Regions from separate parts of the Homo sapiens genome. Here region 2 is linked to region 1. Evidence: chromatin loops called from intact Hi-C (ENCODE). Cell type or tissue: endothelial cell of umbilical vein. All regions are shown on one strand. Links, peaks and the distances in the headings refer to the core of each region. The heading gives the core; the rest is flanking DNA. Region 1 holds the start of LOC105370411 (a long non-coding RNA gene). Region 2 holds the start of LOC105370407 (a long non-coding RNA gene).

The links. Peaks named below come from ENCODE experiments on the same cell type or tissue, not always from the same donor. Only the 100,000 strongest peaks of a DNase experiment are listed, where the experiment ranks them.
Region 2: a loop joins it to region 1, with 12 times the contacts of the local background. A loop is called at or near these places in 14 of 110 quality-filtered maps.

What each region holds. Positions count from the first base shown.
Region 1 is chr14:23,923,393-23,935,982 of GRCh38, reverse strand. LOC105370411 (a long non-coding RNA gene) reads left to right here and starts at 5,969. Exons shown (of 2, transcript XR_943618.2): 1 at 5,969-6,777; 2 at 7,962-8,069. It also overlaps a transcript of LINC00596 not described here. In endothelial cell of umbilical vein, for the core only: a CTCF peak has its summit at 6,012 (motif pointing right); a DNase peak (open chromatin) is centred at 6,052.
Region 2 is chr14:23,659,022-23,672,150 of GRCh38, reverse strand. LOC105370407 (a long non-coding RNA gene) reads right to left here and starts at 10,842. Exons shown (of 3, transcript XR_943607.3): 1 at 10,753-10,842; 2 at 9,833-9,866; 3 at 7,745-7,830. RefSeq lists an enhancer at 928-2,127. In endothelial cell of umbilical vein, for the core only: a CTCF peak has its summit at 6,081 (motif pointing left); a DNase peak (open chromatin) is centred at 6,070; H3K27me3 peaks cover 174 bases.

The DNA.
Region 1 (12,590 bases), core at 3,000-10,999:
TTGGGCACAGTGGTTCACGCCTGGAATCCCAGCACTTTGGGAAGCAGAGATGGGAGGATCACTTGAGGCAAGGAGTTTGAGACCAGTCTGGGCCATATAGTGAGACTCTTATCTCTACAAGAAATAAAAAATTAGCTGATCATGGTTGCGTGCACCTGTATTACCAGCTACTCAGCGGGCTGAGGAGGCAGGATGACTTGAGTTCAGGAGTTGGAGGCTGTAGTGAGCTATGATTGTGCCACTGCATTCCAGCCTGGGTGACAGGGTGAGATCCTGTCTCTAAAAAAAGTGGAATTTTTAGAGTTTAATATTGTCCCAAAGAAGATCCATATGTTCTGGTAGGCATGAATATTCTGGACATCCCGAAGGTGTGATGCAGCGTGGAGAGTGGGTGCACATCAGCATCACCAGCACCTCTGTTAAGCAGAATACTGTGCATGGGTATTAATCCCTGGTGGGGAATTCTGTGCGACTATTAAGAATCCCAGAGGAGAACTCTAAACACCTTGCCAGCTTCTACTAAGGTTCCTAGATCTGGCAGGTTTCTAGATCTGGCAGGAGGTTTTGCCCAAACCCAGCTGCCAGTGTATGAGTTTGGTGAGACAGAGCACTTGTGCAACATGTCAGGCAAAGCAAGTTTAGTACTCCCAGGCAGGGAGCAAGGGCCAACAGAAGTCTAGGATCCATGATGTGCTGGTCCCCCAAGGCTTAGGGAGGCTGCCCAGGGTGGATGCAGTCTTATCTGTATGTGCTCCACTATACATCTGATATAGTTTGGATATTTGTCCCCTCCAAATCTCATGTTGAAATGTGATCCCCAGTGTGGAGGTGGGGCCTGGAGGGAGGTGTTTGGGTCAGAGGGGTTGATCCCCCATGAATGGCTTCGTGTCCTCCCCGTGGTAATGAGCGAGCTCTCAGCTATTACTTCATGTGAGATCTGGTTGTTTTAAAGAACCTGGCACCTTCTCCTTTCTCTTTTGCCCCCTCTCATGCCATGTGACATGCTGCCTCCCTCTTTGCCTTCCACCATGAGTGGGAGCTTCCTGAGGACCTCACCAGAAGCTGAGGAGATGCTGGTGCTAGGCTTCTTGTAGAGACTGCAAAGCCGTAAGACAAATGAACTTCTTTTTTGTATAAATTGCCCAGATATTCCTTTACAGCAAAACAAAATGGACTGATATAGCACCACTACTGAGGGACCCTGAAAGCATTCTGCTCTGGTTTTATACCTCAGAGGCCACTTGGATTGGTGAGCCAAGCATTGCAGGCTGTTCTAGGAATGACGGAGACAAAGCCTGGGCTATTCTGGGCATTTCCTCCTATCTCAGAATGTTGCATTCTCTGTACATTCTGCCCAAGAATTGCAAGCAAAGGAGGGTCAGCCAAGGCTATTTGCAGGCTTGTCCTCCTGTCTGGTTGAAAGATCCTTCAGTACCAGCCAACTCTCTCTCCTGGTTCCATGTTCACTCTGCTACTTTCTAATTATTACTCCAGGTTGGAGGGATGGATGATGGACAACAACTTTTCTCATCACTGGAAGGGCATGTTCCCCACTGAAACTGAATCCACTGTTTTTTGTTTGTTTGTTTATTTGTTTATTTTTGTTTTTGAGACAGCGTCTGGCTTTGTTGCCCAGACTGGAGTGCACTGGTGCAATCTCGGCTCACTGCAACCTCTGCCTCCGGGGTTCAAGAGATTCTCCTGCCTCAGCCTCCCAAGTAGCTTGGACTACAGGCACGCACCACCATGCCTGGCTAATTTTTATATTTTTAGTGGAGACAGGGTTTCACCATGTTGGCCAGACTGGTCTTGAGCTCCTGACTTCAAGTGATCCACCTGCCTTGGCCTCCCAAAGTGCTGGGATTACAGGCATCAGGCCACTCCACTGGGTTTTGAGAATCAGTCAATTTTATGTGTGTTTAGGTTACTTAGCTGCATTCCTAAAGTCTCTGAACCAGTCAGCCAGGAGCTTGGATATCAAGACCTTGGAGGGAGTTTGGTGTCAGTTTTCAGCATCAAACTCCCTCCAAGGTCTTGATATCCAAGCTCCTGGCTGATCTGGGAGCCACAGCAGGGGTCAGGGCCCTGTGATCCCCAGCCTGAAACTGGCAGTCAGATTTCACAGGCTTCAGACCACAGAGGAGCACTAGGACCCCACCAGAGGTGGTCCGGAGGCTGACCTGAAGGCCCTGGGGATGGGCTATGCAAGCTGATTGCTCACTGCGAGTAGCAAGAGGTGAGTGTTGCTGGGACTCTAGAGTTCAGCAGCAAAGCGTTGCTTTCACATGGGGGTAGCATGAGACAAACCTCTGACTGGAGGGGGCAGCAGGGGTGGAAAGGAGATGGGCGGTCAGTTTCTGGTTTGCCTGCTGTTCCCGAAGAGTTAGATGAGAAAGAGACTTTTGGGCTGTTTCCAGGAGGAGCTCTGCTAAATTCCAGCAGTGAGGAGGCCCCCTCCCCACTCAGTATTCTGTTTCTGTCCAATTTTCAAGGTGGGTGGTTCCCATGAAGCATAGCAGGGCAGGATGTGGGGGAGAGCTTTGGCTCATAGTGCACAAGTATTAAATATTTTAAGCTACATGATATTCATACAGTACTTCAACATAAACCTTAACTGTAATTGTTGCAAGGATACACCATTTTCCTCCCAAGCAGATTCTAATTAATCAACAATATGCTGATCAAGCATCTGCAGGAGAAGCAGTGTGCTAAACACTGTAGAAAATTAAAGATTTACAGCATAAACTTCATCTTTGCACTGAAGGAATTTACAAGCTAGCTGAGGAAATAGGACGCATCAGTGAAACACCTAGAAAACAACTGCCAAAAAAAGCACTAAACTAAGTGGGATTCATCAGCACCTCTTTTCCACCCTTCCACTGCATCTCTCCCACAGAGTGGCTCAACCTTGCCCCAGTCGGCAGAACTCTGGGACCACGAGGCAGATCATATGAATCTTCCCTCCAGTGTCCCACTCTTTCTTTATCCCATGGAACATAGTCACTGTTGGTAACTAGTTCCTCTGCACCCCTTCACTCCTTCCCACAGGGCTCAGTGGACTGAGGGTGGGAGAGTGTGAGGGTGATGAGGGGAGAAGCTGGTTTTGTGTGGATATATCCAGAAAATGGACACTGCAAAGGCGATCATGCTAGATAAAAATAGGTTTAATTTCTTCGGTTGTCTTCTGCTAAAATGGAATGGGTCTGGTTAGTTGGAGGGGTCAGATATCTCTTGTTAAATTGATAAGCATCTGCTGTATCTCATTTGTGCAGAAGGAAGATAAAAGGCCATCGGGAGACCTGGGTGTGGCCTTCTTGGGGCTCTTCTGGTTGCCTAGTAGCTTTTCCATGTTTTCTCGCTATGTCTTTATACCCATGTCCTTTCAATATACATTTCTCCCTCGTTGTGCTGATGCTTGTGTGACTGTCATCATTTGTGTACGGTCCTCTGAATTAGACAGGTTCAAGAGAGTGACAAAAGTATTACTGGAACCTACTTTTGCTATTAGGCCAGCCTTTCTCAACAGGATTTCCAGGAAAGAATTAAGGTCTACAGAACATTATTTGAGTGACTGTCTTCTCAGTTTCTCTAGGATGTGACATAATTAGTTCCATTCTAGAAGAACGAGAAATATAAGTTAATTCATTACATAAAATAGATGCCTTTGGGCATTAGGGCTTAGTTTGCTCATGTAGCCCAGATTGAGAAGGGCTGCTCTGGGCCCTCATCCAAGGGTCTCAAGCAACATCAGAGCTCCCTCCTTTTCTTGGCCTGCCTCAGTTGCTGCAACTAACCCATAATGACTTCTTGAGTCATGAGTTTGACAGTGTACACTAAATGTAATTGGAGTTCAAAGGACAGACCAAGGCCCTGTGGGGGGTAATATGTGGAGTTATAATTGTTTAGGCATTCTAAGGTCATCTAATATTAACTTAGAATAGGCAGTGAACTTGGAGAGAGAAGACTTGAAACTTTGCTCTCTCCCTCATTCCTTATCGGGGACTCTGTAAGGCAGGACGGCGAGTAATGACTTCCCTCTGTGGTAAGGGAGTAGAAGTTCTCTGTTCAAAAAACTTTAGATCTTGTAAACAGTGATCTAAATCAGCAGTCCCCAATCTTTTGGCACCAGGGACTGGTTTCGTAGAAGAGTTTTTCCATGGACTGTGGGGTTTGCGGGTGGATAATTTTGGGATGATTCAAGCTCATTACATTTATCGTGCACTTTATTTCTATTATTATTACATTATATATTATATACATATATATATATATGTATATATATATATATATATATATATATATATGTAATTGTACAACTCACCATGATGTAGAATCAGTGGGACCCCTGAGCTTGTTTTCCTGCAACTAGATGGCCCCATCGGGGTGATGGGAGACAGTGACAGATCATCAGGCATTAGATTCTCATAAGGAGTGTGAAACCTAGATCCTTTGCATATGAAGTTCACAATAGGGTTCATGCACCTATGAGAATCTAATGCCTCTGCTGATCTGATAGGAGGTAGGGCTCAGGCGGTAATGCGAGTGATGGGGAGTGGCTGTAAATACAGATGAAGCTTCCCTTGGTCGCCCACCACTCACCTCCTGCTGTGCAGCCTGGTTCCTAACAGGTCATGGACTTGTCTGGTCTGTAGCCCAGGGATTGGGGACCCCTGATCTAAATAGCAAAGCTGAATAAAGTATGCCTATCCCATCTGATATAAATTGAGAGTTGTTAGGATTTGGCATGGCGCATCAGGGTGTTGAGTAATCTGGTGTTCATCAGTATTGACAGGTAGAGAAGATAAGGATGTTTTGAGCTCATCAAGACAGGAGCAGACACCTGTTGGGACAAGAGAGCACAGCAGCAGGCTGGTTCTCCCATCCTCGTACCCTATCATATGATGCTGGTCAGGAGGAGACTGGGGAAATATTGTGATATTATAGGTTAAATCTTTGGGAAAGCATTTTTTGAGTCAGGCTTGGTCTGGACATTGTCTGACTCCCGTGGCTTGGAGGTTGCCAGGGCGATGACACATTCCTTCAAGATTTTGGTTTCTTTCCTGGCCAGATCTAGCAGAGCCAAGTTTTCTTGGGTGCCTGCAGGCTGTCAGAAGAACTCCATCCTTGCTTCTCTGTCACTACTGTGCACTGAATCCTGCCTGAAATCCTCCACTTCCGCCTTTGGCTAGGAACCCTTCCTTTCTTCCCTGCTGGACCCAGGGAGGAGGAGAGGCAACATCACAACTTTCTGTGCTTCCATCATAGCTGTGGGACTGTCTCTGTGTAAAGTCCTGCTGGCCTAGAGTTTCTAGCTTCTAGTGTCACCTGTGGAACTACAAAATTTATCCTTATTCCAGGTTAAGTTCCTCTGCTATGCATTCTCATGTACTTCCTTTTTGAAATAATTATTAACTGAATGAGTGCTTATTTAATATTTATTTTCCTGAGCTAGACTATGAGCTCCATAAGATCTGGAACGAAGTCTGTCTTGGTCACTGCCATATTCCTATTGCCAAGCACAACAAAATCATTGTAGGCATTTCAAAGAGGGAATTTAAAACAGGAAATTGGTTACACGTTGGACTGGGCTGAGAAGCCAAATGGGCTGGTGAAACAACCACATATTAGTGGCAGCGGAAGCTGCTACCATCCTGAGGGCTGGAAGGACACAAGAAAGGAGTGGGGAACAACTTCATTCTGATTAACTTCATTCTGAATTATATGGAATTAAAAAATTTTTCTTCTGGTAGGAGTGCCCACAATACTAGTAAAAATGTAGGCCATTTAACATTACCCTATTTGAAATCCACCATAGCCTTCTTGAGTTTCAAATCTGAAATCTGCAGGGATAATGTTTCTCAAAATGACAAAAGCACCATTTCTGAGGCAAAGATCCAGCCTGTCCTGGGCAGGTTGGCCCTTGGTTAGGATTTCAGGTCACGCTTGCAGATAGATCCATCACGCTTCCATCTCAGATGGGCTGTGACCTTTTGGATGCAGAGAAGGCTGTAATGCCACTTTTGTCCACCAGAGGGCTGCAGGGTCTCCCCTCACAGTCCAAACGGCTGAGATTTGGTGACTCAACCATGCCTTGGCAGGGTGCTGCCTTGAGGGGTCTCCTCTTAAGTACCTCATGTGTTGGAGGAGATCTGGGGGTGCAGAGGCTGCCCTGATTCCAGAAGGGAGGAATTTTGTATTCGGTTCCCTCATTTTCTCTCTCCCGGCTTCATTTTATGTTTCATAACAATTGATTTGAACAATTTAAAAATCGGGAAATCAAAGTGGGGGTGTGTGTGTGTGCATTTTGTGGGCAGGGTAGCAAGAAGTGGGAATAATTCTGGTTACATTAATTCATGCCTGAACTCGCAGCTTAAACATTATTTAATGTTGTAGAAATTCAGAGATGGAAAAGTGACCTTGGAAATAATTTAGCATCCCTTCATTTATAGCCAAAGAAATGAATGCGGCCCTTGCCGCTTGCGAGATGCCTGGAAGGTTCAGAGCCTTTAGGAATGCAGCTAATATGTAAGGTTATTAAAGCGTTTTTGGTAAGATTTTATTTCAGTATTCCAATCTTTCTTCCCTTTTCTTAGACTCAGCCTGAGCCTTAACAGCAGCAACAAAGCACAAAAAGGCATTTTTCAGTTTTCCATTGAAAGTACTTGGCTTTCTTGTTCTAATCCCATAATTAGACTTTGGATTCTTTCCAGACTCCATTGAATCAGAAGATAGAAAGGCCTGACATGGTAGAAAAAAATTATCCGGGAAAATATTGGAGTGAGTAGAAAACCAGTCAAACTCCTAATTGCAAATTCTCTTAAAATTAATTGAAAAATGTTACTAAAGAATTTTCAGCAGTACAGCAAAGACCAGTCACTGAAGTAACTTAAGGGAGAATGCACTAAACTGAAAAAAAATCAATGTGGGTTTTCTAAAAAAGTTTCAAAAAACACCCAATGAGCCCACACAAAAAACTTTATTTTAATTAATCCCAAAGAAAGAAACAACCACAGGGAACCATACACAGAATTCAGAAAATGGCTGGAGCCTCTTTTCAAAGAAATCAAGTGGACATTACATCCTCCCTAGTGAAAGTCAGAATAAAAAAGAATGAAAGTAATGATTATTGCAAAAGACACATTGAAAATCATGTTTAAACTGCACAAAGCAGAAATGGCACTTAAATCAGTAAAGAAACCTGAGCAATAGATCCAGAATTTAAAGAAACTAAATTAAGAAATGAAACACTTCAGGAGGGCAGATCTGGGGAATAGATCTGAGTATTGCAATTTCTGAATAGTTAGACTTCCTGAGTAAGCCAAAGAAAGAAAAGGTCCTAAATCAATAACTAAAGATGCAGGAATACTTTATTCCAGAATCAATAAGAGATTAGACTTGAAATAGAGAAGAGTTACATGGTCTAACAGAATAGTTACGAACATTTAGGAAACAGTTCTCACACTTATACATCTTTTCATTTGATTTTTACAACAATGTGAGGTAGACAGATATTATTAATCTCCCATCTTACAGATAGAAATTAACCTCCAAGAAACTGAGTGATTTGCCCAAGGGATATAACTAGTAAGTGAAGAGTCCAAGTTCAAGTCCAGGTCCTGCTCTCCAAAGTGGGAGGGGTCTTATATATATTTTAAATAATAAGGGAAATACATCTTTGATGACATGCAAAAAGAGAAGATCTCTTAAAAGAATATACATTGGAAACACGATTGGATTTTCTAGTAACATAAAAAGAGCTCAGTGGATATGAAACAATGTTACCAAGGATGAGAGAGAGAGAGAGAGAGAGAGAGAGAGAGAGAGAGAGAGAGAGAGAGAGAATGCATCCCCACCATACTTGACCTTGCCAAACTGCCTTTCATGTGGGGCGCGACAAAGAACTAAAAGCTCTTTGAGGTCCTAGAAATCCAACCAGTCACTCACTCACATTATTCCAACAGGCTCTGAGGACTGCTTCTAACAGAAGTCTGCATTAAACACAGAAACCTAAAGAGAAGACATTGACCTGAGTTATTTATTTATTACAGAAATATATAAACAGAACATCATGAGGAAGCATTTTTTGTTGATAAGTATAATTATTGTATTTGATGGAACAAAAGTAAGATGTGTCCTTATACCTGTATGAGGAATTACAACTGCTCTGACCTTTCTAAGAGAGTTATTTGGCTAAATGTGACATGAAACATTCCTTAGATTCAATACTACCACTCCGGGAACTTGTCCTAAAGCAATAATTCAAAGAAGAAAAAATTATAGATTGTTATACTGATATTTACAATTGTGAAAACTTGGAATAAAAACTGAAGAACTGAGTTTTACCCCAAATGAATATTATGTAGCTGTTAAAAATAATGAAGATGAAATATGTGTAAGAAATTAGCAATGGAAGTAGAACTAAACTTTTAACCATACTATGATTAAAACAATGAAAAATGTGTGTATGTAGATAAAAATTGGGATGCAATGTAGAGAAATGACATGAGTTAATTTAGGGTGGTGGAATCGAAGCTGAATTTTAAAAAATCTTTATATACTATTACATTTACAAATGGTTAGAAAGTTGCCAATGCTGCTGCTGAAACACTGGCAATCCCGCCCAAGTCAGAGGTTCACGGACTATGTCTGGAAGCATAAGAAACTGCTTACAGTTGCTGCCCCTGAGTAGGGGAAGCGGGGGCTTGTGGGCCTGGGGAAGAGGGCTAGGAAGTGACTTAATTTTACTATATGTGCTATATTCGTTGGTGCCTTTTGGATTTTGTATTCTTTGCGTGTGGTGCCAATGAAAACATGATGTCTAGGCACAATAAATCTACATATTTCTGACCTGTAAAATTTCCCCAACGGTCTGATGGTGGGACAGAAGAGTTGAAGTCAGTGTGGTGTTGGAAAATGCAAAACATTTAGTTACTGTGCCATATAAATGGAAAGGCAGAGAGTGGAGACAATGCCAAGGCTAAAAAGAGAACAATAGGTGGGAGTGAGCCTGCCTAGGAGTCCAGATGGAGCAGTGGAGACCAGGTAGAATCTTGGAGCTGTGGCCAAGGGAGCAGAAAACTGCAAAGATGGTGGCACAGACGGCAGAGGAAGAGTGTGAGTGGATGGCAAGGAGAGGAGCCGCAGGGTGGCGCCAAGGCAGGCCAGGACCGCTCACTGTGGTGTAGTGTGGACAGACACTGAGGTATGGTGCATGCAGTGGGTGGCTGCTGTGGCCAGACATGCTGGGTGCATAAAGTTGAGGCACCAGGGAAGCGTGGAGCCGGGGCGCCTCCTGGGATGGCTGCTGAGACCAGTGCGAGTTGGGGAGGAAGCAGACGCACAGGCTGGGCCCAGGGTTGCGGAGCCAGTGGGGTTGGGTTAGCTGCAGATCTTGAAGGCTTCTTCTCTTAAACAACGAGTAGCATGGAAAGAACAGGATTGGCAGTCAGAAGGCCGAGGTTCAAGTCCCGCTTTGAGGACCAGCTCTGTGACCTTCCTCACTATTTTGTCATCCTCAAAATGGGTAATATTAGCCGCCTCGTGGAGGCAAGAGTGAAAACATCTGCAAGAAATAGCAGACATAAGCGCTCTCTGAGCTGTAAACTGTAAAACCAGCATAACTCATCAGAGCAGAGAGGGGCCCAGTCACATTAAGGAGGTGGAGTGACTCCCAGGCCTGAATGAAGGTATTTTGTTAATTAGAACAAGAGCTAAAGACCCACAGACCCCAGGAGGAGGAGAGGCAGGCATACATGCTAGTCTATGCCCCGCTCAGGTGAAGTGCCCAGCCCAAGGCCATGGTGTCTCTGGGTCCAGAAACAGGCATTGTGTTTTTGTGGAAAAGGATGTTTTATGCTACCCTGACCCCCATCAAACACTTGAGTTACAGTAACGCTTTTCCGATTGCATGGTTACCACGTAACCTCTCATAGCGTTATTTGGCTTCCCTTGTAGCCTGCCCCTCAGGGATAGAACTTTCTGTCCTCCAGAAATTCTCATTGTTTACCAAAGTAGTTAAAAGCACTGATTTTGGAACCAGGTTGAGATTCTGGCTCTGCCACTTCCTATCGGTGACCTTGGGCAAATTATATGATGTTCTTTGTATCAGTTTCCTCATCTGTAAAATGGGATACTAAGAGTAGCTTCCTGTTCCTTGTGAGGAATAATGATAAATCATGTAAGGGCCCTCAGTGCCTGGCCTGGTAGGTGCCGTACACACGTTTGTGGGGTTTATGGAAAATCGCTGACTTGGCATTCTGATTCATCCACGGTAGACTCTGTGAACCTGCTCAGGGTGCTGCTGCCTAGAAGTTTGCTAGAGGAAGGGCATTCCAGGTAGAGGGTGTGGTTTGCTTGAGTCTTGGAAGGGTGAACAGGCTATAGGTAGCTGGGGTGGCTGCAACCTGGGCACATGGGGCAGAATGGTGGGAGATGAGACAGAGCAGATTGGGGCCAGATCCCTTGAGTATGGGCAATAACAGTTTGTGCTGTGCTAATACATTCTGATTTCATCCTATAGGCCATGGTGGTCCCCTGGAGAATTTTAGGCAGGTGAGCGACAAAATGGAATTTGTGTTTTAGATTTCAAGGTCCTTGACAGCGGGGCGGGGGCGGGGATGGAATTTGTGTTTTAGATTTCGAGGTCCTTGACAGCGGGGCGGGGGCGGGGGTCTTGTTCATCCTTGTGTCATCAGTAAGTCACCCATCTTTTGACTCATAGTAAGAAATCAATGAGCATTTGTGAAATGAGTGAAAGACAACGCCGGAGACTATGGAGGCCAGAGGGGCATCAGGGAGACAACCCAGGGCCTGTTGCACTAGCCTAGGTGGGAGCAATGAGAGTGTGGACAGAGGCAGCAGGAGGTGCTGGGGGAAGGTCACACTCCCCTCCAACTTGGGAAGGAGGGTCACAGTATTTGGTGACTGATGGGGGAGATGGATGAAGTTAAAGCAAAGATGACTTTATATTTTTAGCTAGGGTGATGGCAAAACTACTAAAAATGAAAGGAAAAGAGGAGGAAGACCAGTGTGCTTAAGTTTAGGACAACAATGCAATGTGAAGTACCCAGTGGATGTCAATGAGTTTTTTCTCTTAATAATTTGCCTGTAAGCAAGGCTGTCATTGCTAACACTTCTGATGAGCTCTCTTGAATCTTTGAGGGGACCAATAATTGCAGTTTCAAGGTGGGATCTGTAAAAAAAATCATGTGAACAGTTTTCACCCATATATGTTAGGTTACATATGTTATGAGACATGTTTGAAAAGGCACGTATAAGCAAATTTGTCTAAATTCAAATGTTACAAACACACAGCTATATACTTGTATACGTTGTGTGTGTATACCCAACTCTATACTGCTGGAAGTTGTGGAGACAAGCAGCACTATCTGACCCTTTCCCTGGGGCCTCTAAGTTGCCTGACAGTGAGCCAGCTCTCAGACTCAATGTCCCTTGGGATGGAGGGCTCCCAAGGTCTCCAAGTTCTGGATGCAGTGACATCTGAGAGACTTTTCCTACACAGTAGACATGTCAGGTTGAAACTGCTTGGTGTGTTATCTAACATGTTTATTCCCCCACGCAAGACTACCTTTATACATACCTCATTAAATGGAAGAATATCAAGGGGTGGAGTTTCCGTGCTGGCATCCCCATGGCACATTTATCCATTTGGCCCAAGCACACTTTTCAACAGGAGGCTGGGAGGGCAGGGACCTAGCTGGGCTGATCCTGCTCTCATGAGTTCCAGCTGCACCAGATGATGCTGGTTGGTGTCTACCCTGAGCCCTTTACACAAATACCAGTGCAGTCTTGTTTTAGATCCTGGGGAATAACAACTGATTTCTGTGGATGAGAAGTTCCACAGAACTTTCCTCTGCTAACTTATCACTTAGCAGAGGAAAATTTATTGTTTCATTTCTTAACGCATGTGTTTTAATTATTTCTGCCATCAGATTTAACAAAGCCCTAAAATGAAATTTGAAGTAGCATGAGGATTTTATGAAGATCTTGTATAATAAATTTCAGCTATATTGCCTTATTCACAGAATCTAAAAGACTGTTATTTGCTTTTCTTATTATTTTCAAGGGGAAAAAATTTCAAACCTTTTTCCCCAGGTCTCTTGAATAATAGTGGTGTATTTTTCTCTGTCATGGCATGGAGAAAGGCTCTCTTCTGCTGAGTTTATGGATTTTTTAAAGTTAATGATAATGGTTTGTTTGAAGTAGATTTTTGTATGTGTGTGTTTGAGGTGAAATTCATGCAAAGAGAGGTGAAATAGTTGTCCGGGTTCTTGCTGTGACCAAGAATGTTTTATCTCTTAATGGGAATGAAAATAACACTTAAAAATCTTAGCTGGCTCTGTCATGTAGTCAAGGATTAAAAAATAACAAAAACCTCATCAATGACATTACCAGATTTTTTGTTGTTGTTTTATTATTATTTTTTTGAGCACCCAGGCTGGGGTGCTGTGGCATGATCTTGGCTCACTGCAACCTCCCCTTTCCAGGACTCAAGCCATCCCCCGACCTCGGACACTTGAGTAGCTGAGACTACAGGTGTGTGCCACCACACCCAGCTAATTTTTATATTT
Region 2 (13,129 bases), core at 2,198-10,197, 260 kb after region 1:
GACCAAAGAACCTAAGTGGAGATTTATTCTCGCCTCTCTTCCAAGTCTGTTCCTTCCCCCAGCTCCCTCCCTTCAGTCCCAGGGAAAGAACCCTGGACTAGAAATTAGGAGTTCTGGTTTATTATGAAGTTTCTGCCATCAAGTATCTTCAAGAGAAGCAGCTAATTCTTCGGAGCTATGATTACTTCATCTGTTAAAAGGTACTCATGGCCCGGCACAGTGACTCACTCCTGTAATCCCAGCACTTTGGGAGGCCAAGGCGGGTGGATCACCTGAGGTCAGGAGTTCAAGACCAGCCTGGTCAACATGGTGAAACCCCGTCTCTACCAAAAATATAAAATTAGCCAGATGTGGTGGTGGGCACCTGTAATCCCAGCTTCTCAGGAGGCTAAGGCAGGAGGATCTCTTGAACCCAGGAGGAGGAGGTTGCAATGAGCCAGGATTGTGCCACTGCACTCTAGCCTGGGCAACAGAGTGAGACTGTCAAAAAAAAAAAAAAAAGTTAGTCTTGGAGAAATATTTCCTCAGTAGGCAAGTCCATCTGTGACATACATTATTAACCTGTATAATTTAATATTACCCTGGACACGCTATCCTCTTTTTGTGTGACCCACACAACTTCAAGTTTCTTCGACAAGGTCCTCTTGGCTGCATTAGTTTAGGCTGTGTATGCTACAATAGCAACAAGGTTGATGCTTTAGAGAATAAGATATCGATGTCTTATATTTAACACCTTAAGGCAGTTCCAGGTCAGAAGGGATGAGTTGAGGATGGTGGTGAGAATTCTGCTTCAAACAGTGGGTCACTTGGGTGACCTGGGTCACTCGGGTACCCAGACTGATGGCAACTCTGCCACCAGCAACATGTGGCTTTCAGGATTGATGTGGTTGTTTCCATCCCAGGCAGCCAGAAGCAAGGGAAAGCGCGCAGGAGGGCACCTGTGCAAGTTTTTTATTGGCCAGGACTGGGAGGAGTATACATCACTTTTGTTCTCATTCCATTGTTTAGAACTCAATCACATAGATGCATCTAACTACAAGGGTGACAATATTGCTTGGAGCCTAGAAAAGAAGGCTCAGATTTAGGTGTATCTACCACAAAAGCTCACACTAACTGCCTTCATTTCTCATCTCAAACTCCTATGAAGGGCCCAGGAAGCCTACGAGGGCTGGTCCCTGCCCCCATCTCTGCTCTAATCTAATTTCCTGCCACGTTCCTTCTCATTCACTATGCTCAGTCTCACTGGCCTTCTTTCAATTCCTGAATCCTGTTGACTCTTTGTGTTTGCTCTTCCTTCTACCTGGACCACTCCTCTTGCAGATCATTTAGGTCTCTGCTCCCATATCTTCTCCCCAGAGACCTTTTCTTGACCATCCTATAAAATGTTGTCCCCACCTCCCAGACACCTTCCCATAGAATCCCTCGTAAAAGCAGGCCTGGGTGGTCAGGCATGCCCAGACATGTACTGAATCCTAGCAGAGTTTAGGCTCAAACAGGAGTACCCCTAAGAGTTCCCTCCCAACCCTGCAGCATACGCATATGGAGCCCTGTCTGCAGTGATCGGTGTATTGTCTCCACCTCCCAGACACTGCTGTGTTGAGGAATAATGGCTGAGAGTGTTCAGCATTGAAGGAAAACACCAAATCTCAAGCAATGTAATTAAAGACAAATCCATATTTCTACTGGAGACATCATAGTGCAATTATAGAACATCAAAGAGAAAGAATGACTTGAAAGAACTTCAAAAGTATTACTTTAGCAAGAAAGAATATGAGCCATAAAGGGGAATGAGATGTAAGGAGCAGTAGTGGGCCAAGAGAGCAATAAAGCATGTTGGCAAATCTAATAATCAATGGATGATAAATCATAACTACTGAGAGGTTAAAAGCATGGAGGTCAGCTCGGGGAGTGGTGTGCACCTGTAGTCCCAGCTACTCAGGAGGCTGCCATGGGGAGATGGCTTGCACCCAGGAGTTCAAGGCTCCAGTGGGCTGGGATTATGCCACTGCATTTCAGCCTGGGCGACAGAGAGGGACCCTGTCTCTTAAAAACAAAACAAATAAACAAACAAACAAAGAGTGGAGGAGGAACTAAAATTCTAGATGATATTCCACAATAAAGTTATACGAATTCCATATAACTCCATGATATGGAAGCTAGGGGGAAAGAGAGTGTAGAGGGAAATTAAGTTCAGGCAGGATGACTATGCTCATGGATTCTCGAAGGTCCTCTTCATGGGGTAATGTGTATGCTCTGTACCTTTGCTTTTGGTGTCTTTTCTTCTCCTCCATGGACACTGCCTGTGCTGGGATCCACTTCTCCTGTGACAAGAAGATGGAAACCCTTTGCCGCAATCAGAGTACACTTCACCCCCAACTTGCCCCCATTTCTTCACACTGATCACTGCAGGCAATAGGGCTCCTTATGCATGTGCTACAGGCTGGGAGGGAACGGTTAGGAGTGCCCCCGCCTGAGCCTGAACTCTGCTAGGATTCAGTGCATGTCCGGGCATGGCTGGCCACAGAGCTTGCTTTTGTGAGTGATTCCATGGTAAGGGCACAAAAGAGCACTGGCACTATGGCAGGCGGGAGCTGTGTGGGCAGGAATAAGAACACAGAACAATAAGATTTATCTTCTGGCCCAGACTCATGGCAAAAACAGTTATGGGACTATTATCACCATGACCTCTGGGAGACACAGGGGCAGACTTCACTCTGTACTTGTGCCCTGTGACCAAGTGTCCCATGAGATGCCCAAGGTTAGAGATAACCAGGTTCATGCACATTTGTGTCTTTCCACAATGTCAGACTTTTACTGAAGCTGTCTCAAACATAAAAGACACGAGCTACATGGAGTTCAGCAAGAAGGCAGTTCTCCTTAGTACTTCTCATTCACTCAGTTGTCAGAGCCACGGGCACATAGGCCCAAGCCTGTGGGCAGGAAATCAATCATTATTGCAAACCATACATAGTAGTATACTTGATCAATATGTAAATGTTATAAATTAAATATTCCACCACAAACAAAGTAACATTTATCATCAAGAGAGAAGGGATAGTAAAAACATTAATGAACCAGTCCAGGGCGACCAACATAGACAAAAATAATCTTCTGGTCTGGCCTGTGGTGGCTGTCGGTCTTGCAAGGAAGAGTCTTTGATATGGGCAGAGCTTTGGGTTGCAGATGCCAGATGCATATCACGAGTGATAGCAAGATGGTGTCTGTTAAGGTGGACTTTTCAAGCTGCTGAGGTCCTGCTCTTTTAATGGCCACCCCAGAGTCCTCTGGTGAGAACTGATAGTGGAAAAGTGTGCTTGGTTATGTCCTTATCTGGTTGGATGTAGTCTTTATTGATTAGGCAAAATATCTGTTCTCTTTTGGCAAGGGGCCTTTTGAAATGTAAGATGGAGTCTGTTTCTGAGATACAGTTACTTATGTCATGGGGGCGCTATACAAAGTGCCACACTTAAGACCACAGAGGGATTCTCTCCCATGGAATACAACTCTGTGGAGCACGAGTCCATGAAGCATAGTTTATACTGACAGCTGAGAGGACATGCAGGATGACATCAATAGGTGTGGTGGCTAGCTCCAAGACGGTCCTAGTGGTCCCTGTCTCTTGGTATTCACACCCTCTTCTCCCCCACATTGTACCATGATTAATCTGTGCAACCAATAGCATATGGCAGGTGTGATGGCATGTCACTTCCGAGGCTAAGTCATAAAAGACATCATGGCTTCTTTCTTGCTCTCTTGAAGAGAGTAAGTTGCTGTGTCTTGGGCAGCCTTATGGAGAAGCTTACTTGGTGAGAATCTGAGGTCTCCTGATAACAGCCAGAGAGAAACTGAGGCACAGCCACGTAAGTGACCCCTCTTGGAAGTAGCTCCTCCAGCCGATCAAGACTTCAGGTGCTGCAGCCCTGGCCATCTTCTTGACTGCAACCTCACAGGAGACCCTGAGCTAGAACCACCCAGCTAAACCAATTCTGGATTCCTGACCTTCAGAAGTTGTATGAGATAATAAACATTATCTTAAGCCATTATAACAATAGATAACTAATAAAACAACATTCTTCTAGCACAATTTTAAACAAATGGAATTAAATGTAACACATCTTGTATAAATATTGATAAAACTCTTAATGTGTGAAATGAAAGTAAATGTTTAATAATACTAAGATATATTCAATAGCATGGTGGGGGAAGTGTATTATGCAAGAGATATATTGGGAAAATTTATGAGATTTCTTTGGAGAACACTGATAATTTCTCACTCCCTCACCTCTGGGAAGAGAATAAGAAGCTACTTTCCAACATAAACCTATTGAGAGGGAGCTTCCGGGGCACATTGAGAAAGCTTGGTGTGTGTTCTCTGCAGCTGGGGAGGGGAGATCTTAGATTCCTGCCTAACTCAGGCCTGAGAAAGCTGAAGTTGCTTGTGACCAAAAGACAGATGACCTGCATTTCCAGGATTTGTTGGAGGGTTGAAGGTTTTCCATAGAACAAATATTTGCCACTCAGCATAGGGAAAACCAGGCTGGAGCTCTTTTAAGTTCTTCCCAAGAAGATCACATGAAGAGTAAAATTTGTTGGTGTATTGTGGACCACCAGATCAGGGCTGGTGGTGGAGTGGGGGGGTGGCAGCTGGAGAAACAGAATCCATTGCCCACATCACAGATCGTGTTGGGCTCTGCCGAACCCAAGGGTTACAAGAGTCTGTTTTAGACATCTGCCAGGTCAAAGAGCAAGCCACGTAAGTACCATCCTGTCCTCTGACTATCTCTCTTCAACCCTGGTAGGAGAGGAGTTGAATGAAGAAGGAGCAGAAGCCACTGCAACCTCCTTCCTAGATCACAGACTCTCTCACTGCTGGCCCTGGCTGGGGAGCAGCAGGGGGAGGAGAGGGAGGAGTCTTACCTATGGATGAAGTGTGAAGTATTGATTATTGTCTTGGCTAGACATCTCTTCTAAGTTTTTTATTATGAGAGTTGTTGAACATAAAGGAAGGTGTCCATCACCTAGATGTAATGATTGTTACTGTTTTGCATATTTGCTTCATCTTGTTTTTGCTGAAGTGTTGGGGTAGATTGAAGACGTGTGTTTCACATTTCTGGATACTTCAGACTGCCTCTTCATAGAATAAGGATGTTTTCCTGCGTGCCACAGCAATGTTGTGGGATTAATGATGATTCCTTGGCATGTCCTGGTACCTGTACATATGTGGGTTTCCTAACTGTCTCTAAGGTATGTTTTCATATATAATTGGCTTGTTCATGCCCAGAAAGAAAAACTGGATACTTAACATCTTAACTGAGGCAGTTAATTTATGACTTAAAATGAGTCAGAACTGTGCCCAAAGAAAAACCATAAGAATTTCATTCAGGAGTGGAGGAATTTTATCCCTGCTGAAAAAAGCTGAAAGACAGGACAGAAAACAAGAGGAGAATTATGTATTCTCATAATTTCAAAAACAAGAAAAGTTTATGTCTTGTAAGGTGACAGGCACTGCTGGAAAGATGCTGTAATAAGTTTATTCACGTCTTCGAAACCCAGATGTTTAAAAACTGCATGGGAACCTTATACATTGCTAATGTGCATGCAAATTGGTGCAAATTCTATGCAGGGTGCTGCAGCTGAATCTATCAACATTTTTAAAGCATACATTCTTTGATACAACAATCCCTTCCTATAAATAAATTCCTATGGAATTTATTCTGTATGTATCCTTACCAGTGAAATGGCAGTAAAAGGATTTGCCTTGCAGCATTGTTTGTAATAGCAGAAAATTGGAAACTATCTTAAAAGACCATCAGTGAGGGACTAGTTGAATATATGGTTGTATATATTATTATTTTTGTGATATATTACGTGTGTGTGTGTGTGTGTGTGTGTGTGTGTGTGTGTGTGTGTGTGTGTGGTGTCTTAGCTCAGGCTGCCATAACAAAATACCATGAACTGGGTGGGTTAAAGAGCAGACATTTCTTTCTCCCAGTTCTGGAGACTGGGAAGTTCAAGATCAGGGTTCCTGCTGCTGGGTTTTCTGATGAGTTCCTGGCTTGCAGACTGCCATCTTCTGGCTGTGTCCTCACATGACAGATAGAGAGCTCTGGTGTCTCCTCTTAATAAGCCTTATTCTAGGCATCACCCTTATGGCCTCATTTAACTTTAATGACTTCTTCACTCTACATACAGTTAACATTGGGTGTTAGGACTTCAACATATAATTGGGGTGGGGGTCACAATTCAGTCTCTTGCATGTGGCGTGGTATTCCACAACGGAAATGCAATAGAATAAGCTAGCAGAAAGAATGAGGCTCTATGTACAGATAGACTGTGAAGTGGAAAACAGCAAAGAACAGGATGAGGAGCTGAGTGCATGAGCTGAGTGCCCACATTTGCCCTCCTTATTCACTCTTGGCCCTTCCCCACCTGTTCCGTGCCCCAGAGTGACCTCTTTAAACTGCATCAATAGACTCTTGTTCTCTGGCTTAGGTTGAGTGCAGCCCATGAGGTGCTGCAGCAAAAGGTCAGAGGGAGGAGAGGAAGGACAGGTGATTATGCCCCCACACCTCCCTGGAATGCTCCTCAACTGGCAGTGTTGCTCACACTATGTCACTGTGCCCTCTCACTCAACTGTTGCTGGCTTTGGGCTTTTCCTACACCTTGGTAAACAGTCCATTTATTAAACTCTACTGAAATGACTCACTTTATGTGTGCCATCTGTTTTCTGTCAGGACTCTTGTTGATACAGTACGTTAACATTTGTGTTTTTTTAAAAAAAAAAACTGGTAAGTATGCTTGCAGGTTGAGGTACATGCACTTATTTATGCTTAGAATATCTCTGGAAAACTGCAGAAGAAACTGGTAACAGTGGTTGCCTCGAGGGAAGGAAAATGGGTGGCTGGGAATAGGGGGAGAAGAAGGGATATGTATGTTTCCTGCACCCCTTTTGTTCCTTTTAAATTTTGTACTCTATGTAGATATTACTTATTCAAAAATAAGTCTTAATTTAATTATTTAAAAAATAAAAAACAAAAACTGCAGAGAGGCTTGGTGCCAGAAATCTTTACAGGCAGCCATCCCTGTAGCACCCAGGTACCTCCCTCCCTAGGGGCAGCTGCCTCTGCTGGCAGATACTCCAAGCTACCAACTAAACAAAAATACAAACAAAAGCATAATTAACAGGCTTCTTCCACTCTGCACTATGTAGATGAGAGGTGCAATGTTCTGAAAAACTTTGATGCGTTAACTCAGACCATTTGCTGATACTCATTGGCAGGCAACAGGTTCCTACTAAAGGCAGTAATTCATAACCACCATCAGCATGTGTGCTTACCACACTTTTGTCCCTCCCCTGGTGGAGGTCAGAGCCACAGTGACCAGGATAGAGCCTGCTGGGGATTTTCACTTAGGCCCACCCTCTAGTCCCTCTCTGACATCTTTGCCACCCTAGGGACTCAAAACCATCTATGGCCTGGTTGAGCAACAGCAACACATCAGGGGGTCAGGCTTGGAGACCACACAGGAAGGCCTTATCCACCTCCTTTGGGCTTGGCTCTTTCTCCTGCTCCTCAGCCATGGCCGACCCATTATTTAGCAACATCTCTATTTTATCATGCTCATTATACTGCAGTGTTCTTCATTTTCATCTCATTATTGTTGGCGGGGTCATCCAGCGGTTTTGTCACCCAGGAGACTGGGAGGGAAGCTGTACACTCAGCTCTCTTCCCCAGGCTTGGCTAATCCATCATCTGACAATACATTGTCAGGTGTCTGTCTTCTGGTTGTAGGGTGGCCACCGGAGCCTGTCAGTCCTTCCAGCTCTTCTTCCTGTCAGAGATGTCTAGTTTAATCACAGTTCCCTGCATCGATCCTTCCCTGCTTAGACAGAAAAACATATCTATATTTTATAGACAGATATATAATTGGTAGAGAAAACAGTACATGCATACAAATCCTTTGTATGACTCTTTCGGGGGAGTAGTGTCTCGAGGTAACTGACTGCAGTATTGGAAGCATATAGGATAGAATCACTCCTGCCCTAAAGAACACATGTTGCTGCTACTTCCCCAGCTAACATGACACGAGGGCTGTGGATAGAAGTCCCTAGGACATTTTTGCAAAAAGGCTACCATAATTTTGCCCCAGTTCTGCGGCATTGCAAAACTGGTTAGGATCTCAAGGAGGTGACCACAGGAAAGGAGTGGACAAGGCACTGCTGTGAGGGGAACTGATGCCCATTGTCTCCACCTGAGGGCCCTGCCCATCTCTCCTCACATTCTGCTCTCCAGCCCCATAGCGGAGATATAGGGCTCTAAGCCCCAAGCCCCCCGCCCACCCTGTGCCTTTTCTCATGTGGTGTCTCTGCTGGAACTGCTTCTTCTCATCCTGTGAAACCCAGATCTCCACTGCTGCCTCTTTGGTGAACGCTTCCTGGATCCCTACCCTATACCCATCAATACCCCTCCAGCAAATTGAAACCTACTTTCTTCTGTGGTCCCATAGCACTTTGCTCCTGGGATTGTTGCAGTTGGTTCTCCACTGTGTGACTCTTCCATTGCTTGCACATCATCAGATTTTGCTAGGTGCCTAATGCACAGAACATAGCTTAACTGAATAGTACTACATCCAGAATGCTAATTAGAGATACTTACGTAAAGCACTGTCTTAGTCAGTTTGGGCTGTTATAACAATTGGGTGGTTTAAACAACAAACATTTATTTCTCACACTTCTAGAGGCTGGCAGTCTTGGGTTCTTGGTGAGATCCCTCTTCCTGGTGAACAGACAGTTGTCTCCTTGTTGTGTCTTCACAAGGTAGAGAGAGCTCTGGTCCCTTCATCTCCTTATAAGGGTTACCCATCATGCGTGCTCCACCCTCATGAACTCATCTAAACCTATTTACCTTCCAAAGACACCCCACCTCCAACTACCATCACATTGGTGATTAGGACATCAATATATGAATTTTGGAGGGACATAAACAGTTCAGAGCAAGCATCTAACAATTGAGGGTTTGCTTTTGTGCCAGACACTGTGCTGAGAACTTCACAGGCACTATCTCGCTTAACCCTCACCACAAGCTACAGAGTGTCCCCCTCTGGCAGCTAGAAGACCAGGACTAGAAGAGGGTAAGTAACTTAGTCAAGGCCACATGGCTAGAAATTGATAGCAATTGGATTTACATCCAAGTCTGACTCCACAGCATTTATTTCTTAAACTTTTTAAATTCAAAAATAATACCTGCATATGGTAAGGAATAAAAAGGACCTAACTCCCTTGAAACATAAAAAGTAAGTGTCCCTGCTACCCAGATCATCAACACATCTCCCAAAAGCAATCACTGTTGTCAACTCCCTTTTTCTTTCTAAAATTAGTCTATACATATACTCTTCTGTTTGCTTTCACACAGTAGCATATGCTAGATATTCTTCTACAACTTGCTTTGTTTTCACTTTACTTATATCTTGGAGATTGTTTCATTATCAATGGCTACAGACCTAGCCTCATTCTTTTTAACTAATGCAGAGTATTCTACAAATGGATATGCTATAACTTATTTAATCAACTTCTGTCGACGAGCCTTCAGTGGTTTCCTGTCTTTTGCTATTATATTGGGGCTCTAAAGTGTATCCTTGTCCATAAGTCTTGGCACAAGCTCCATTGCATTTAAATCTTTGTTCCTTCTGGAACTTTTGGTATAATAAATGAGGTTCAGAATCAGTAAGCCATGTGCTCTTGACCACTTATACACTACGATGGCCAAATATCTTACCTGGCACATAGCAGGTGCTTGTAAGTGGTTACCATAACAATGGCAATAGTGATACTCACAGCAGCATCCACGGCAGCACATCCTCAGGGAACGCTGTTGTATATATGAAGAGGCCATTAGTCCACAGCATTAAGGAGGGCTACCTGGCAGTCTTCTAACCCTCAGTAAGACTAGGCCCTAATAGCCACTTACCCATCAGAATAAATGAGTTTGCGGAACCTTCCTGAGAGTAATTTTTGACATGGGGAGGGAAGAAAGACATCACAAGAATACAGTGATGGGATGCAGCCAAAGGGTGCTGACCCAGGATGGAGGAGCTTCTGAAGACACACTCTTGGCGATTTGTTTAAGGAACTCCTAGTGAACAGTTCAGAAGAACCGCAGTCTGCACAATATTCAGTGGATGCAGACTAACAGGGATGGCCAAACACCAGAGGGAATGGAGGCAGGTACTTGTTTTAGGAGAGGTGATGGGCAAGGAGACAAAGCCAGCAGGGGCCAGACCAGACGTCTGAACACAGAACAGACCCTTTGGTTGCATGACAACACACAGGGCTTATGGCAAGCAGTAAGAGGCTCCATTTTGGGATTGGGTGAAGAGACACCTTCACTCCCCAGAGAATTGGTGCACACAATGCAAAGCAGATGCTGCTCTTCAGCCGCGGAGTTGATGGGCACAAACAAATCCCCTGCTGGGTGGAGGTTGGGGCGTCACAGAGAATAACTGATCAGTAGGGTGTGTCCCCATGCTCGGTATGAAGACTTGGTATTAAGATATCATAATAACAGCTAATATAAATCATAATCCAGGCCCAGATGTTAATTCATTTCCTTCTCTCAACACCCCTACAAGTGTACTCCCACTTTACACGTGAGAAAACTGGATCACAAAGAAGTTGACCCTCCAGAATTGGAGTCATATAACTTGTGTCTATTATCAAAATTTGGATATCAGTTTGGCTCTGAGGGATGCACTTACAGATGGCTGGCTGTCCCCTAAGATGCGGTCTTCACAAGGAGAGCCCCCAGCACAGTGATCAGGATTTAGGTCACATCTGTGCCTTTTTTAAGCCACTTGACCCCAGGGACTGGCAGATGTCAGTGCTGCTCTGTTCCTTCCTGGTCCTCCTGGATGAAGACTACAGTGAAGGCACAAGCTGTTTCTCTGAATAATGCAACCATGGAATAGTGGGAGTAAGAGCACTGGACAGGGAGCCAGGAAGCCCAGGTCAGCAGATGGATGAGAGAGCCCAGGAGGAAGGAAGGAGATGGGCAAGCCTCCTGGCCCAGCTCTGCAGGAAACCAGCTATGGGCTGAACACAGAGGTCCCCAGATCCACCCGTGTCAGGCAGGCTCCAGTAGGAGTCAGCAAACACGGGGGTCAGGGATGGTGTAGCAGGCCTCTGGCCTCACACCACAAAATCTACTGATTAGATTAGCCAGGACGCGCCATCACAGGGGTCAGGGCTTTCTTCCGCTTCAACTTTTCGGCAAGCTCTTGCCTCCACCATCCTGGGAGAGGTGGGCTAACTCCTGTGAAAGGCACTTGGGTCATCTTTCAGGGGGATGCTGCTTCCTCCTCCCTGCCCCGCCCTCTATCCAGGACTAGATGGATTTGCTGTGCTCTGGTTTTGCCATGTATCCAGACATCTACCAGCTGGACTGGCCAGGGACAACCAAAACATGAAGTCAGAAAAGAACAAAGCCAATTTCCTTCAGCAGCCCAAGACCTTGACCTCACCAGCCCTGGGCCCCACCCCTCACACCCATCTCTAGCTCACTGCTCAGACAGAGGAAGGGAGTCCCCCTTCATCTGCTGCACTTGTGAGAACCACAGTGTCTTCCGGTCCCTGTCCTGGCTCTCATCTGAGGGGTGCTTTGAGCTGTCCTTCTACCCCCGCAGGTTGTCATGGTGACTGCCGCTCAAACTCTCCATTGGACAGAGCAGCAGATTGTCTCCATGGTGATCAAAAAGATCTGTGGAGAAAGGATGTTTGGCCTTGGAAACGAACTCATGGGAAAACTCCTGGGAAATAAGCCTCTTCTGGGGGCATCAGAAGAGATTCTCCTCCTTGTGACACAGTTCTTCAGCCATTCCACTGGCCCAGAAAGCTTAGCTTTCTAACGGTTGATGCCATCATCTGTGTTAACATTCTAGCCATAGAGGATGCCAACTCCAGATTCCTGGCTGTGCCAAGGAAAACTTGCAAGTCAGGAAAGTATAGCTGAGATGCTGAAAAGCACCTGCCCTTTCAGTGCTCTGCAGCAGTGCCCCCTGCACACCTTCCTCCCCAGTCTCCATGGAGCCTGGCTTCTCTCCCACTCTGACAAGACGCTGGGCCCACTTCTTCCTGATAGGGTGTGAACTGATACAGCTGAAAACAATGCTCTTCCCTCACCGCCCCCCCGAAAAACATGTGCATTTTAGGAGAATCTTTGATAACAAAACAAACAAGTCTCTGCTGTTGCCCAACAGTCTCTGATAGACATTTCTCTGCCCCATGTATGCATATTTCTTTTTTTTTTAAATTGTACTTTAAGTTTTAGGGTACATGTGCACAATGTGCAGGTTAGTTACATATGTGTACATGTGCCATGCTGGTGTGCTGCACCCATTAACTCGTCATCTAGCATTAGGTATATCTCCCAATGCTATCCCTCCCCGCTCCCCCCACCCCACAACAGTCCCCAGAGTGTGATGTTCCCCTTCCTGTGTCCTTGTGTTCTCATTGTTCAATTCCCACCTATGAGTGAGAATATGCGGTGTTTGGTTTTTTGTTCTTGCGATAGTTTACTGAGAATGATGATTTCCAATTTCATCCATGTCCCTACAAAGGACATTCTTTTCTACCTTTCATACCTTGAATCTTGGCTTTTGCACAGTTAAAGCTCACAGTATAACAGGGAGGTCACTAGGGCTCTTTGAAACACCTAGTCCCTTGCTAATCTGACACTTGCACTCCTGCAATCAGGCTGGGCTAGGTCAAGAGAGATTGGCTTTCCTCCCTTTGCTTTTCAGACAGGAACCATTTCCCTACCTACCTCAGGCACCCCACAACTTCTTGTCTCTCCCTATCACTACTTGCTTTCAAAGAGGATCAGAAACCCATTCACATCGGAATGTGACTAATAACAAATTAAAGTATATTCTCCCCCAGGGAAATCAGAGGTTAAATTGTAAGGAATAATTCCTAAGGGGAATTCAGGCACCAGCTCAAGGATCACTGCTACAAGAGTACAGTCTGAACTTTACTCTTAGAAAGAAAAAGAAATGATATGGGTCTTCTTTTCTCCAAAGCATTTCTTTATACTTGCCGACTCCCTTGGGTGATAAAGGGAGTTGGTTTTGTTTCTAA